Linked DNA regions of Homo sapiens: all the other regions are linked to region 2. Evidence: chromatin contacts called from ENCODE Hi-C or POLR2A ChIA-PET data. All regions are on one chromosome and are shown on one strand. The core of a region is the stretch at or near the end of the contact, and the rest is flanking DNA. Distances in the headings are between cores, read along the strand shown. Region 1 overlaps FOXP1 (forkhead box P1). Region 2 overlaps FOXP1 (forkhead box P1). Region 3 overlaps FOXP1 (forkhead box P1). Region 4 overlaps FOXP1 (forkhead box P1). Region 5 overlaps FOXP1 (forkhead box P1).

What was found. A loop is a pair of places that touch in the nucleus more often than their neighbours do. ChIA-PET counts read pairs that join two places held with the same protein, here RNA polymerase II (POLR2A). Pooled maps may share reads with other maps.
Region 1: a pooled map shows a loop between it and region 2 (6-fold over the local background). The contact joins two enhancer-like sites. A Hi-C loop is called at or near these places in 5 of 50 pooled maps. POLR2A ChIA-PET finds 5 or more read pairs at or near these places in 4 of 52 experiments (CD4-positive, alpha-beta memory T cell, CD8-positive, alpha-beta memory T cell, HepG2 and 1 more).
Region 3: a map of natural killer cell shows a loop between it and region 2 (2.8-fold over the local background). The contact joins two enhancer-like sites. A Hi-C loop is called at or near these places in 7 of 168 maps with a recorded cell type or tissue (CD4-positive, alpha-beta T cell, CD4-positive, alpha-beta memory T cell, CD8-positive, alpha-beta T cell and 3 more) and 9 of 50 pooled maps. POLR2A ChIA-PET finds 5 or more read pairs at or near these places in 9 of 52 experiments (CD4-positive, alpha-beta T cell, CD4-positive, alpha-beta memory T cell, CD8-positive, alpha-beta T cell and 6 more).
Region 4: a map of OCI-LY7 shows a loop between it and region 2 (10-fold over the local background). The contact joins two enhancer-like sites. A Hi-C loop is called at or near these places in 5 of 168 maps with a recorded cell type or tissue (Calu3, OCI-LY7, cardiac septum and 2 more), 2 of 37 single-sample maps with no recorded cell type and 15 of 50 pooled maps. POLR2A ChIA-PET finds 5 or more read pairs at or near these places in 6 of 52 experiments (AG04450, CD4-positive, alpha-beta memory T cell, OCI-LY7 and 3 more).
Region 5: a loop to region 2 is called in a map of B cell, with 12 times the contacts of the local background. The contact joins two enhancer-like sites. A Hi-C loop is called at or near these places in 7 of 168 maps with a recorded cell type or tissue (B cell, CD4-positive, alpha-beta memory T cell, K562 and 3 more) and 11 of 50 pooled maps. POLR2A ChIA-PET finds 5 or more read pairs at or near these places in 3 of 52 experiments (T-cell, activated B cell and activated naive CD8-positive, alpha-beta T cell).

The regions. Positions count from the first base shown.
Region 1 is chr3:71,421,764-71,424,505 of GRCh38, reverse strand. All of the region lies in intron 3 of FOXP1 (forkhead box P1), which reads left to right. Among named protein-coding and RNA genes, the nearest start is that of MIR1284, 120 kb to the left of the region's middle. RefSeq lists an enhancer at 2,457-2,506. Within about 2 kb of position 1,270, at least 8 of the 41 ENCODE cell types and tissues checked have a DNase peak (open chromatin) inside an H3K27ac peak, as active enhancers do.
Region 2 is chr3:71,126,093-71,128,846 of GRCh38, reverse strand. All of the region lies in intron 6 of FOXP1 (forkhead box P1), which reads left to right. Among named protein-coding and RNA genes, the nearest start is that of FOXP1-AS1, 160 kb to the left of the region's middle. Within about 2 kb of position 1,411, at least 10 of the 41 ENCODE cell types and tissues checked have a DNase peak (open chromatin) inside an H3K27ac peak, as active enhancers do; they include B cell, CD8-positive, alpha-beta T cell, OCI-LY7 and 1 more, where a contact is called at or near this core.
Region 3 is chr3:71,492,367-71,495,066 of GRCh38, reverse strand. It overlaps FOXP1 (forkhead box P1), which reads left to right. Exons shown (of 21, transcript NM_001349338.3): 3 at 1,512-1,641. Among named protein-coding and RNA genes, the nearest start is that of MIR1284, 48 kb to the left of the region's middle. Within about 2 kb of position 1,431, at least 5 of the 41 ENCODE cell types and tissues checked have a DNase peak (open chromatin) inside an H3K27ac peak, as active enhancers do; they include CD8-positive, alpha-beta T cell and natural killer cell, where a contact is called at or near this core.
Region 4 is chr3:71,391,009-71,393,786 of GRCh38, reverse strand. The region is part of intron 3 of FOXP1 (forkhead box P1); the gene reads left to right. Among named protein-coding and RNA genes, the nearest start is that of FOXP1-AS1, 100 kb to the right of the region's middle. RefSeq lists an enhancer at 1,455-1,534. Within about 2 kb of position 1,311, at least 4 of the 41 ENCODE cell types and tissues checked have a DNase peak (open chromatin) inside an H3K27ac peak, as active enhancers do; they include OCI-LY7, where a contact is called at or near this core.
Region 5 is chr3:71,509,766-71,512,465 of GRCh38, reverse strand. All of the region lies in intron 2 of FOXP1 (forkhead box P1), which reads left to right. Among named protein-coding and RNA genes, the nearest start is that of MIR1284, 31 kb to the left of the region's middle. RefSeq lists a silencer at 1,614-1,908. Within about 2 kb of position 1,250, at least 4 of the 41 ENCODE cell types and tissues checked have a DNase peak (open chromatin) inside an H3K27ac peak, as active enhancers do; they include B cell and OCI-LY7, where a contact is called at or near this core.

The DNA of each region.
Region 1 (2,742 bases), core at 21-2,520, 300 kb before region 2:
TGGAAATATCACAAATTTAGAGTCAGGAGAACCAGACATGGAATCCTCTTTACCTGGCTGTGGGCACTGGGCAAAGCACTTGTTTCCTCATTGGTAACATTGCAAGGTTATGGTGGGGATTACAAATGAGATAGGGAAGGCGCCCTACCCAGTGCTTGCAACATCGCCAGAGCTTGCAAAAGATGGACATTATCCTAATTATGACTTGAAAGCCCAAATTGGGATTTATGATCTTCCCTGTTTGACTGCAGAGGAGGTGATGCCTCTGTTTGCCTGGTCGCCAAAATCATTGTCCCTTCCTTCTTGCTGCTGGTGAGACTATGGTTAAAGGACCATCCTTCAGCGCAGTTCTTTGTTACTTATTGAAAAAGGTTGGCATTCTGGCAGAAATGTTAGCATTAGAAATGTTTCTAAGCCAGGCCTGACAGCTTGGGCCTATAATCCAGCGACTTGGGAGGCTGAGGCGGGAAGACCACTTGAAGCCAAGAATTCCAGATAAACCTGGGCAGCATAAGGAGACCTTGTCTCTAAAAAATAAATATGTACATAAAATAAGTAAGAAATAAAAATAGAAATATATTTCTGCTGGTGCATCTTTATGGACTTGCGGGTATATTTAGGGCCATTCATGAAATCATGTGACCTAAGACAAGCTGATTAAATACAACTGAAGATGTCTCAGGCTCAGCTAGATCACACATAGAATGGGCGGGGCGGCGGGGGAGCATAATAGCACTTCCCTGCCAGGGTTGCTGAAGGGCTCAGTGAGGTGGGAGATACAGTGTGCCTGGGATGCAGATAACGTGACTGAGAAATCCACACAGGCCAGCCTGGGAGGCCCCTGTGTTGGCCCCATGGCCAGCTACCTCTCTAATTCTGGTTCTATGGCCTATGATTCTTTGTCAGGTCTGCTTTGTACCCCTGGTAGAACCATGTCTGAGCATGCCAGCCAGCAGGGGGATGCTCTTTGTGTGAGGAGAAGCTGGTCTAATCCCGGATATCCTATAAAGTTGAGCAGTTTGCGAGGGGAGACAGAGGACACGCCTTTAGGACTAATGTGTTTTTCCTTGGCAGAAGTCCAAGGTGAACCTCTGTCTTTGCCAAAGGAACACCGCTTCAGGGCCTGTGACTAGGATGTTCTGAGTGGCTGGGTTGGTCTTGGGAGTGGGAGCCTGGAGCCTTCTCACTTTGGATGCACGCTTGGTCTTGCTCTGCGATGCGCTTGGCAAGTTGCCACAATTCTTATGTCTCTCTCTGCTTCCTCATCTGTGAAATGGGCTTAATAGCACCTAGGGAAGGAAGAACTTGTAGGTGCTGTGTGGATTCATAAATTCACCCTCAGTGAGAGCTTTGAAGATGTGAAATTGTCTCTGGGGACTTGGAGGTGTTCTAAACCTGTTGAACCAGAGACATTGGCATCTTACTGGGTTGCCTGTAGCAGCTGGAGAGTTGGAGGCCTCAGATATTGGGCTGGGTGTTGGGCTTCAGGCAGCTCTTTCCTGGCTCCTGAATGAGTTTTAGTTTTCTCCAAGGAAATCTTGACTTGTCTTAGCTTACACATGGGGGTTTGTATTGGAGTTTTGGTTTGTGTTTTCTCCATATGAAAGAAGGGGTGTGTGAGTGTGTGTGTGTGTGCGCGCTTGTGTGTGTGTGTACCCAGAAATGGTAGGTAACTCTTACTGAGATGAAAGAATTTCAAGGCTTACACAGCCAAGAGAGAGGGCATTCACCCCTTTTTTTCTTCCATTGGTTAAGTTTGTCCCCTAGATCCTTCTCTGAAGTGTGGGAGCTGTACAGCACTACCAGTGAGTTCCTTCTCTGTTTAATTGGAAGGACTTGTTGCAGCTTGGGCGATTATTCTTTTTGGCTTTCTTTTCGATTATTTCCCCACACTTCAGATTCATTTGAAACAAGTTTTCAGCCTTGTTCAGGTGGAAACCTGTTTTCAGTTGTGGGCTCTCCTGACCTCACTGGAAGGGTGAGAAGAGAGGTGAGGACGTGGGGGAGGGACCCCATGCCCTCACTGCTCAAAGTGTGGTCCTCAAACGAGCAGCCGCGGCATCACCTGAGTTCTTATTAGAAATGCAGGGTCTCAGGCCCCACCCCAGACCGACTGAATCAGTCTTTTGCCAAGATGGCCAGGTGATTCACGTGCATTTAGGTTTAAGGAGCACTAGAACATTTTGGATTGTATGTAGTTTTTCTAATAGGAGTGAAAAGGGGGAGGGTTGTTGGTTGAGAAGTTCGTGTTTATGCTGATGCTGTTGCATGCTTCTCTCTTCTGAAGTGCCTGCATTATCACTCCCCTTGACTTCTAACTTCCTTACGTGTTGTCCTTGACTTGTGTTAGAAAGCTGTGAAGTGTGACTGAAACTAGCGGGTGAGTTAATGTTTCCTGTTCCACATCACACCATTAAGATGTCGCAGTGCTTGAAAGTAAAAGATGTTCAGCATCCCAATTGCGGGGTGACTGCAGACTGTCTTAAAAAGTTGGGCTGGGTTGTTTGAAAATTTCAAAAGGAAGCATCTCCTAAAATGATAAAATAGGAAACCAAGGCCACGTCAAGAGGGGATCAAATTATGACTTGCCTTCTGAGCTTTTCACATGGAGGTGCTCCATCAGCAGTTCAGAGGCAGCTGGGAGGCTAATCATAGGAGGGCCAACACTGGTCTGTTTTTGTTTAAGAGAATTATGGTAGGTGGTGATGGTTTTAAGAGTAAGTCAGCCATTCTGAGAGAAGG
Region 2 (2,754 bases), core at 162-2,661:
GAATTTGCCAGGCTTTTTATTGAGAATTAGCCTATTGCAACTAATGGTTTTATGGGACAGGATTTCCCAGGATTACTTGGTTCATTAATTTAGCTTTTTCTAGACAGTTCACTTAGGAATGTCTGCCTCAGTAGTTCGACTGTGTGGTGTATGTGTGTGTGTTTTAAATAATAATACCATTGGACAAACCAGTGACTCTTACCGTTTTGTCGAAGGCTATATTCTGATGTTTAAAGCTAAACATGAATAGCTCAACTAAAGGAAAGTATACCATAGTGTCTGTGGCTAGGGTACAACGTAATTTATCAGAGGCCAACATTTTGCCCCTCTCTTTAAAGATGTTAGGCAGGTGCTGTAATACAGAGAGTCTACTTATATGTCTGTGTCCCTCAGAAATACCTTCTAGTCTTTAATATTATGTAACCCATTTCATTATCTTCAAGGCTGTCATTATCTCAAATTGATTCCTCCAGAGGCCAAGGGAAAGGCTCAAATCTATATTAAATTTAGATTTAAAATTTGCGTTTTTTTTTTTTTTAGTTCTCAAGTGGGGTTTGCATGGCTTTGTGAAATCATTCTTAATATGTAGGCATTCACTGATATATGTGCGCATACTGGCACATTCTTTAAATACCGGAACATGATTTTCTGTAGGGGCTTCCTTACTTCTCCACATCCTGAAGAAGTGATGTGCGTGATTCTAGCACAGTGCCTGGCCCAGTCGTATCAAGACCTATAAATCACAACTGAAAATCTGTTTCATTGCCTATACTGTTTTGGAATGTGAATTGAAAATATGCACACAGAAGGGATTCCCTCTTCCTTGACTATATAAGGGAACGGTGCAGCAGAGGCTCAGATACAGTGCAACTTTCATGAGTATTGCCCTGCAGATAACTAGGAGGTTGCTTTGCCCTTGAGAAGACAAGGATGGAAGCAGTGGCCTTTCCGCCTCTCTCCAAAAGGCAGTTGGGTTGGATAATCATACTTTGTATTTATACGGAGCCCTTTGTCTGTAGAAATCAAAGTGCCTGACTAATGCTAACTTGTTAATACTCAGAACACCCCAGGGACATAGGTAGGCTGCAAAGATTATCCCAGTTTTGAGGTGGGAAAATGTCCTGTTGTTAAAATCATTTACAATTTCCGGGTGTGTCTGTATTTAATGCTCAGGCTAGACCTGGAAGCGCTGTGATCTAGAGATCATGAGAAGCATTTTTTCCTGTGACATAGTCAGCCCTGACCACAGGCAGTCTCATGAGAAAGTGTTTTACCATGAAGAAACTGGCCTGGAAAATATAGCTAGTGCATGATGTTGATGGTTGGGGGAGGGAGGAGGTGGTGAAGACTAATCGTTCTTTATTTTAATCTATTTAGGGTCAAAGGATGTATTTTTTTTAAAGATACAGCATGGGCTGAAACTTCTGATTTTTGTTTTGTTTCTCTTTAACTCAATATGATGTTGGCAATTTAACTTCCACAAAAATCAAGTCAAGTTTGTTCTTTGTGAAGAAACAGATACAGTACTGCTTATGGGCGCTGCAAAGTTAAGTCAGCGGTTGCTCTGTAGTTTCATGCTTTGGGGGCAAAAGAATTGAAACCTGCTGTTAACCTGGTATGGTACTGTGTGATTCTTCAATTCTGGAGTGCCGTGGGCCTCCTTCCTGGGTTTCTAAAGCACAGTGTAAAAATTAGACAAGTGCCATTTACTGTTCAGACTCCTTCGTTGAAAGCTTTTCCAGAAAACTCCACAGTAGGGTGGAGGTGCCTGGGTTGTTTGGCTCCTGAAGCTGTTTGTTTGTTGGAACCTGAATATAGAAATTAGATTTGAAAAAAAAATCTCTACTCAAAATGTGCTTTTAATTTCAAAATGTAATTTTCAAAAGACCATACAAAATGATTCCAGTTTTTGCTTAAGAAATATTCTTTTCTTTTTTCTTCTTTCTTTTTTTTTTTGTTTTTGTTTTTTTTTTTTGTTTGTTTTTTTTTTTCTTTTTGGTTTGTTTGTTTCGTTTTTTTCTTTGAGACAGAGTCTTGCTCTGTAACCCAGTCTGGGGTACAGTGGTGCTATCTCAGCCGACTGCAGCCTCCATCTCACGGGTTCAAGGGATTCTCATGCATCGTCCTCCTAAGTAGCTGGGACTACAGGTGTGCACCATCACACCTGGCTAATTTTTGTATTTTTAGTAGAGACGGAGTTTTGCCATGTTGCCTGGGCTGGTCTCCAACTCCTGGGCTCAAGCGGTCTCCCTGCCTCGGCCTCCCAAAGTGCTGGGATTACAGGCGTGAGCCACAGTGCTTGGCCCAAGAAAATTTCTTTTCTTTTCTTTTTATTTTTATTTATTTGATTATTTTTTTGAGACAGAGTCTCACTCTGTGGCCCAGGCTAGAGTACAGTAGTGTCATCTCGGCTCACTGCAAGCTCTGCCTTCCGGGTTCACGCCATTCTCTGGCCCTAGCCTCCAGAGTAGCTGGGACTACAGGCGCCTGCCACCACGCCTGGCTAATTTTTTTTTTTGTATTTTTAATAGAGACGGGGTTTCGCTGTGTTAGCCAGTATGGTCTCGATCTCCTGACCTGGTGATCCGCCCGCCTTGGCCTCCCAAATTGCTGGGATTACAGGTGTGAGCCACCACGCCCGGCCAAAAATTTCTTTTCTTAATCATATCCCCAAATGCTGACAATGTGTCATTGCAGGTGATGGTGTCATATTTTTTATTTTTCTCCCAATTCATGTATACATTTTACATATCT
Region 3 (2,700 bases), core at 182-2,681, 370 kb before region 2:
GCAGCGTCAGAGAAGTAGAAAGTGGCCAGATTATGTAGGGCCCTCAGGCCATGGAAAGAAATTCAAATTTTATCCTAAAGATGGTAAACAACTTCAGCCCATTTCTTCATTTCTTTTCTTTTTCTTTTTTCTTTTCTTTTTTTTTTTTTCTATGTGACATAGACTTCATGGCTTTAGGGAGCATGTCTGAGCCTTGGAAGTACTTCTTGGATCTCAAAGCTGCTTGGAGGCTTGGAGAATAGGACTTTGCCATTTGACTCGAAGTGTGGTCCATGATTGGTAGTATCAGCATCTCCTGGTAGTTTTCTAGAAATGCAGAATCTCAGGCCCACTCCAGATCTAGTGAATCAGAGTCTTCGGGGATGGGTCCCAGGAATCTGTATTTTGAAATGCTCTCCAAAAGATGCTTATGCACAGAAGTTTGAGAAGCATCAATCTAGAATACATCTGGACAGATTTCTGCAGGACATGGAGCTATGCTCATTGGAGAGGAATGGAAGCCTTTCCTGGGCACCCAGGGGATGCTGCCAGCCGCCGGGATGCTGGCTCAATAGGGTTAGGTACTGGTGCCAGGCTTAGCATTCTAAGCGCTTGAAAAACTCTCTGGTCACAGCACATCTTCAGTGTTGATGGCAGGTCAGCATGAGAGTGAATCATGGTAAAAACAAAACAAAAACCAAAAATCTCTTTTTAATCAGGAAGCTTAAAGGAGAAGTTAATTAGTTTAAAGTATTTAGAAGAAATATGCTTCTTTCAAAAAGACAGAAGCTTAGAGGTAGAAGGAACTTGAAGAGCATCGGTTAATGCCCTGACCCTACAGGTGAAGAGACTGGAATCGAGATGATAAATGGCTCTCCTGGGGCCACACTAGTGACTGAAGACCATACCGGGTCCAGAACTCAGGCTTCTCAGCTTTTGAGCCCTGACCATCGCACCGTATGTGCTTTCTTGATGGAAACATCTCCATGAGTATTGCTCCTTATGTAATCCATAATCATTTTTAGAATAAAATAGAATTATTTTGGAGAAAAAAATGATGATTACCTTTCCTACTAGTTTTAATGTTCGTTATTAGTACTAGTATTTCTAAAATAATTTAAAATTATTTAAATTTTTTACTTTTTTTGTTCTTCGAAAAAGATCATAACTTAATAGGGAATGGTACATTTATCTGTGTAATATTTTAGTTAAAACAGTTTATTGTTACCTGAAGACTTGATAATGGGAAGTGGTATTTTCATATGCTAAAATATTTAAAATATTTGGTACAAAGCCCATAATAAATAACAACTTTACAGTGTACGTGTTGAAGTGATTAGTAAATGTATCTTTCAAAACAGTATTTCCGGTTCATATTTAACAGCATCACACTTGATGTATTGACATACCCTGGCTTGAACGGTGTTTTCCCCTACCTCAAGAATCTATGTCTTGCTGTTTTCAAGTGTAAGGAAGTGGTGGTTTTAGAAGTTACATCTTAGTTATGTGTAAAAAATATTTTTGTGTTGCAGTGTCCCAGAAGCTTTTGTTGACAATTCCAGTTTCCGAACAAAACATTTCGGCAATGGTGAGGGCTTCGATCCCTTCTCTGATTTGCTGTCAGCCATGAACGGATGGATGTGATGCCTGCTAGCCAAAAGGGTGAGTGAATGAATGTTTGTGATTATTCATCTGAAAATTCACAAGACAAAAAGTCCTTCAAGACAGTTGCCCACCCAGGATGAGAGATTCTTATCTTGAAAGAAGGGACAAACTCTGTCATTGTTTTCTGGTGTAATCTTTTCAGATAATTCCTGCGGTGATCTGAGGATTTATAAAAGGCATAATAGGACATAGGATAACTTCCTCTGTTGGCTTGTTTGTTTTAATCATACTCTGAAGGATGGACTATCTCAGTTTTGGTCCATGTGCAACGTTGAATGAGTAATTGTTTTTTTGGTCCCATTACAACTTGGTGATAACATGAGCCACCAAGAAATAAGACAACAATTTTTTCATCTTGAGTTTTAGGGGAAATTTGAGTCTAATTTGTTCCTTGAGAGAGTCCTATCCCAAACTTTTTGTATGATCAGGACTTATGAGAAAGCCAAAGGATTGGAAACTTGGGATTTTCAAAGATTTTTTGAAAGACTTCTGGAAATTTTTTTGTATCATAATTTACCTCATTAGGTTATTCATTGACTTTTTAGGGGGAGGTTAGAAAGGACATGATGATATTTTTCTCTAAGTGTGTTTTCCATCCATCCTGTTCCTCAGCAATCAATGACTCCCCTGTAGTAATGAACACTGTGACTTGTCATTAGCAGAGACAATGATTGGTTGAGGCCAGGCATTTTGGGTGACAACTCTGACATCATTTGTGGTAGCCTTGCCATTGGATGAGGTCAGTTTCATGGAGAACCTTATCATTTCAGGGTTTGTATTGAATAGCATTTAATTGGTAAGACCCTCATCTTTTTCTGTCTTAGTGCAGTAGTATTGGAAGCAAATTCTAAATAATGGAGAGAAGTGTAGTGAAGCAGAAAGGGCACTGTATTGGGAGTTGGGAGGCTTAATAGTAACCTGGCATGGGGCAAATTAGGCTCTCTCTTTGATTTTTTTTCTTTTTTTTTTTTGGAGACGGAGTTTCCCAATTGTTCCAGGCTGGAGTGCAGTGGCGCGATCTCGGCTCACTGCAACCTCCGCCTCCCAGGTTCAAGC
Region 4 (2,778 bases), core at 62-2,561, 270 kb before region 2:
TGGCCCTAGAGATTCTGAACTTTAAAATGTTAAAACTGCTTTGATTTCACAGACACCCTTTCAAAAGATTATCTCAGATTACTGGAAGACTTTCTTGTTAAGTTTAGAGAATTTTGCATTTTGCTTAGAAATCATTTTCAAGTTTTATTAGAACATTTACTAGCAATGGTGCTAATTATTTTAAATATGACCCTGGAAATGGGCTATGTCAGCTTGAAAAGACTATTTTTAACGGAATTTGGTTTTAAAGGCAGGTTTTATAGACATTATAGTAATACCGTTGTTATCTAATTAGCATCCACTGCGTAAATGTACATGATATTAGAGAGGCAAGTATACATAAAATTATAAATTGTGACATTTTATGAGTTTTTTTTTTATTATGAGTCTTCTATAGTCATCATTACTTAACAGTGTGAAATGTGGTCTTAGACATTACATCATGTAAAGACCAGGAGACAAAAAAAAACTGAGGATCAATTTTTGATTATAATAAAGTTTTAGTATGAGGCATTTCTGAATATGTGTCATGAATATGAGTCATGATTTTCACACCAAACCTGACCTATTATGATTATGCTTCAACTTCATGGGGTTTTCAGTATTTAAATTCTAAACCCAATTCTAAGGTTTCAAAATGATTCACATTCAAACCTACTTTTATGTTTTATAATTAAATAAGAAAATATTGCTTATACCTACATTTTTATTATTCTTGGGCATATTATAATTATTTCTTTAATTTCACCAATAAAATAGCCCATTTCTTCATTAGTAAATTATCAGGCTATCTCAATAAAAAAATTAGTTTGAATGTGGCTTGCCATCTCAAAGAGTCATTTCAGTTTGGAATTTTCTCACTTTTTTCATTTGTTCTTTTTGTAAAATGTGAAGATACTTTCTAGGTAAATTAATCCCTTCCAAACGGTAAAATAACTTTCTTCTTGGAAAGAGTTATTACAGTCTTATTCTTTACAATCTTAAATACCACTTAGGTTAGCGTGAACAATACATGAAAAAAATTACACTAGTTAAAAAAAGAATGATTGCGACCTAGGCCAAGTGCATTGCAATTATATGTTCATGGAAAAGTGAGCTTTCTACTGGGAAGAGCACGATATAGATGCCCATGAAATTTCCAAAGTTTAAGTATTTTTGTAAATTAGGTTGTTCCTAGTTAAACAGGTGGCTTTAAAGGCTGGTTTCACTGTTGTTTTAATCATAGTTTAGTTACCATGGAGAAATATGCAAGTTAGCATTTATACACAGAAGTGAAATTTATGCTGCATAGATAATAGCCTAAATTTAGCTTGACTTAAGTTTACCACTTCCTTTTTTTTAAACAAAAAGAATAGTAATATATCACATATATCCATTAACAAGTTAATTTCTTTAAACGCGACTGTTATATTTTTAGAGAATTTCTTTTCTTAAGCCTCAGACACCTCTGTCACTGTGACCTCTTCCAGTGCTGAGTATAATGTAACATATTACATCAGATTTGCTCTAATTGTTTCACCCTTAGGTTTAATAAAACACTTTGCTGAGTTTAAAATCAGTTATGTGGTGAAAAAGTAATGTTTGGACACATTGCATCTAGTTGAGTTTTATAAAGGACTATTATTTTCTACTGAAAATCTTTAGGAAATGTGCCATGCTGATAGGACCAATCTGATATCATAACCCAACGATAATTTTGATTAGATATGTTTTCTAAAGAAAATTCAGAGACAGGTCTATTTCTAATGAACTGTTTTGATCTTAATGCCTTCTTCACTGAGTAATAGATTTTTCACTCTGAATTAAGATGTTCGTCTGTGTGGAATCCAGCATCCGTGAGCTGTCTTTCCTGCTTTACCCTGTACCCCTGAACGAAGGCTAAGTTTTCAAGGACAAATGTAGTAAAAGTGTCCTGATCCAACATGAGGTCCCCCAGCACAGAGAGAGAGCAGCAGATCCCTTTCAACACCAGCTGTTCTCACAGATATAGATTGCTGCAGTGAAATTTTCTTAATATAATTCAGGAAGCTCTAGAGAATTCTCCAAAACAACTGTGCCAACAAGGAAAATGTTGAATTTTTCATCAGCTGCCCAATGCTGAGAGTTAGTGGGCAATCCGTTCATTCATGACCAGATGTTCAGTGTAGTAACGCTCCGCAGTTAACTTGAACCTTGTGGCCTGTTTACCATTGGCTGCAAGGACATTGGCAGCAACCTGGCATTGGAGAATTGAGGCCCGCACAAGCGAAAGACCGAAGTGTGTGTCTGTGGCTTCCTGGTTTTCACCAGCGACCAGACAAGGTAGGGAATGATGAAAGAAAGGAAAGACATCACATCAATCATTTTGGAGGTGGGAGAATTTGCTATATGATTGTGTCTTGGGGGAACAGTAGGCAAATTCTTAAACTCATTTTTATTTGGAAAGAAAGGCAGTCTTTGTTTATTTAGTTAGGCAGATTTTTCAACCTATGTCTAAACCATGAAACTTTTTGTAGTGGGGGCAAGTAGGCATGGGTGGTTAAGACAGTAAGAAAAAGATTTCTAAATTTAAACTGGAGGAAGTCAATAAAATTGACTCTTAATATTGAAACCTGACAAAGTCCAATCTAGAATTGGAAATATGTGATATTTTTGTTTTAGGTGAGTGTTATTATTACAAGTGGAGAATACTTAGATCTTCCATTCATACAGATTCATCATTTCCTTCATATACATGTTTGGAGGCCATGACATTTTTGTGAGCTCTTTGAAGTAATGATGTTCAGCGGGAGGGGGAAC
Region 5 (2,700 bases), core at 1-2,500, 380 kb before region 2:
GCAATAAGGTAATAGGTGGAGGAAGGTTAGGAGTTCATTTTTGGGTGGGGATTTCTTCCTTTGTGTCTGCAAGAGAGGTGGGATATGGCTCTGGCTTTTTACCTTGCTTACAGGGTGTGTCTGCTCTTAAATCTTCTCCTGAGATGGGGCCTAGGCTATGCTGCCTGTCCTTAGCCAAGATAAGAGGTCATTTAGGGGCCAGGTATATTACCCTACCCTTCGCCAGGCCCTATATCCTGTCTCTAAGGCACCACTGGGAGGCAATATAGCACAATGTGAACTAGGTTCAACCCCTGGTTCCCCTCCACTTAATTACTATGTGACCTTGAGCAGGTGACTTCCCATCTCTGAGCCGTGGTTTTCTCACGTATAAAGATGCATTCCTACATCAGAGCTTTGTTGTGAGGAACCAAATGGGAAAATCTATGTCAAGGGCTGAGCACTGCACTTGGCACAAAGTAAATGTTGACTAAATGGCAGCTATTATTGTTGTCGTCATCACCAGCAGTTCCGTCAACTCCTACCTGAGCCTTAGGCCAGTTTTGTTAAGATTAATTTAGTTTCCAAAAAAGATGTGCTAATTGGATTATTACATTTTCATGTGTTTACATCTATATATACATGCATGGCTTTGAAATCTACACATGAATATATTTATCCATTCAAGTTTCTCTTTTAAAAATCTGTAAGGATTATATTTTTAAGTCATTGAACCATGATGAGATTCTTTTTCAAAAAAAGGATTGCTATAAGTGATCATTATGTAGGCCATCAAAATGGAGAATAATGTAGACATGGAGCTAAAAGAAAACCAAAAAAAAGGAAGTCAGTGTTCATACAGGGCCACCAATTGAGTGCATATTTTTATGGCCTGGTTATTTAAAAATATTGGCACTTGCCTACATTGTTTAGGATTGGATGACACAGACAGAGATGTTTTGGGGTTGGGGTAATTTTTTTTTTTTTTTTATTAATTCTACAACTTGTAGACTTGTAATCAGGAGTGGCTTATCAGCAGCTTTTCAAAATCTGACATTCCACATGGAATGCCCCAATGGAGGAAATTTAGCACTCTGTGAATGCTTTTACAGTTGAATTCCACACATATGAATTATGACAAGTGAGGCTGACTACACTGTGGTTTGTTGTGTCTGGTCTGGTTCCTACTTTTAAAGTTGCAGTTGCGTTTGGTCATTTGAAGCTTATTTTCACAGTCTGGCCAAGCCAGCAGGGTCCCGGGGCTCTGCAGGGGACATAAACCACCAGCCTTTAAGCCAGAGTGCTCAGTAGATAAGCATTTCAAGACTTCATTGCATCATACAAAAGGACTTATGGGCTTATTTAACATACACTATTTGACTTAATTTAGATATTTAATGGAAAGAAAAGCCTTTTATTATCACCGAAGGAAAGAACTGCCAAACATTGTGAGGCTCAGTTGAAATATTATAACGGATATACAGAGTGCAAATATATTTCACTGCCTTACATAATGGGGTGTTTAATAATAGTTGTTTCTTTAAATTTAGCACACGTATCTCAGACATTTGCACTTTGTAAATTATAGGCCGTGGTTCAAGAAACTCAGTTTTAAAAAAATTGTTTTAATGAGGCATGTACTGATTTTTTAAAAATGACCTTCAGCTTTGATTTATGTTTATGAGCCCAGATTGGGGAGTTCATGCCAGGAATGAACACTTTCCGTCCTGACTTTTTACAAATGTAAATATGAGCAATGGCTGGGTCTGCTGACTCGATTGGACAGAGCTTAGTTGAACATTGCAGTTGGTAGGCATCAGCCCCCTCTGCAGGTCTGGTGGCTGGGAAGAGCAAGGAGCTCACTACAGCACTGGGAGGACACTACACATAAGTGTCTAGGGGGAAGCCTTTCCATTGTGCTGCACCTGTGTGCTTTCATTTTCTGAAGTACCTGGACTGGCTCAGATTGCCAAAGCCCAAGGCCCAAGATCAACTGATTTTTTTTTTTTAGAGACAGAGTCTCACTCTGTTGCCCAGGCTGGAGTGCAGTGGTGGGATCTCAGCTCACTACATCCTCTGCCTCCTGGGTTCAAGCGATTCTCCTGCCTCAGCCTCCCAAGTAGCTGGGATTACAGGCAAGTACCACCACACCTGGCTAATTTTTTGTATTTTTAGTTGAGACGGGGTTTCACTGTGTGGGCCAGGCTGGTCCTCAAGTGATACACCCGCCTTGGACTCCCAAAGTGCTGGGATTACAGGAATGAGCTACCGCACATGGCCTGACTCTTCTTATTTATTTATTTTTTGAGACAGAGTCTTGCTGTGTTGTCCGGGCTGGAGTGCAATGGCGCAATCTCGGCTCACTACAACCTCCGCCTCCGGGGTTCAAGCGATTCTCCTGCCTCAGCCTCCCTGGTAGCTGGGATTACAGGTGCCTGCCACCACACGCCTGGCTAATTTTTGTATTTTTAGTAGAGATGGGGTTTCACCATGTTGGCCAGGCTGGTCTCCAACTCCTGACCTCAGGTGATCTGCTCGCCTTGGCCTCCCAAAGTGCTGGGATTACAGGCGTGAGCCACCGTGCCTGGCCTGATTCCTTCTTTTTAGAGACAGAGTCTTGCTCTCTTGGCCATCCTGGAGTGCAGTGGCCTAATCATAGCTCATTGCAATCTGAAACTCCTGTGCTCAAGTGATCTTCTTGCCTCAACCTCCTGAGTAGCT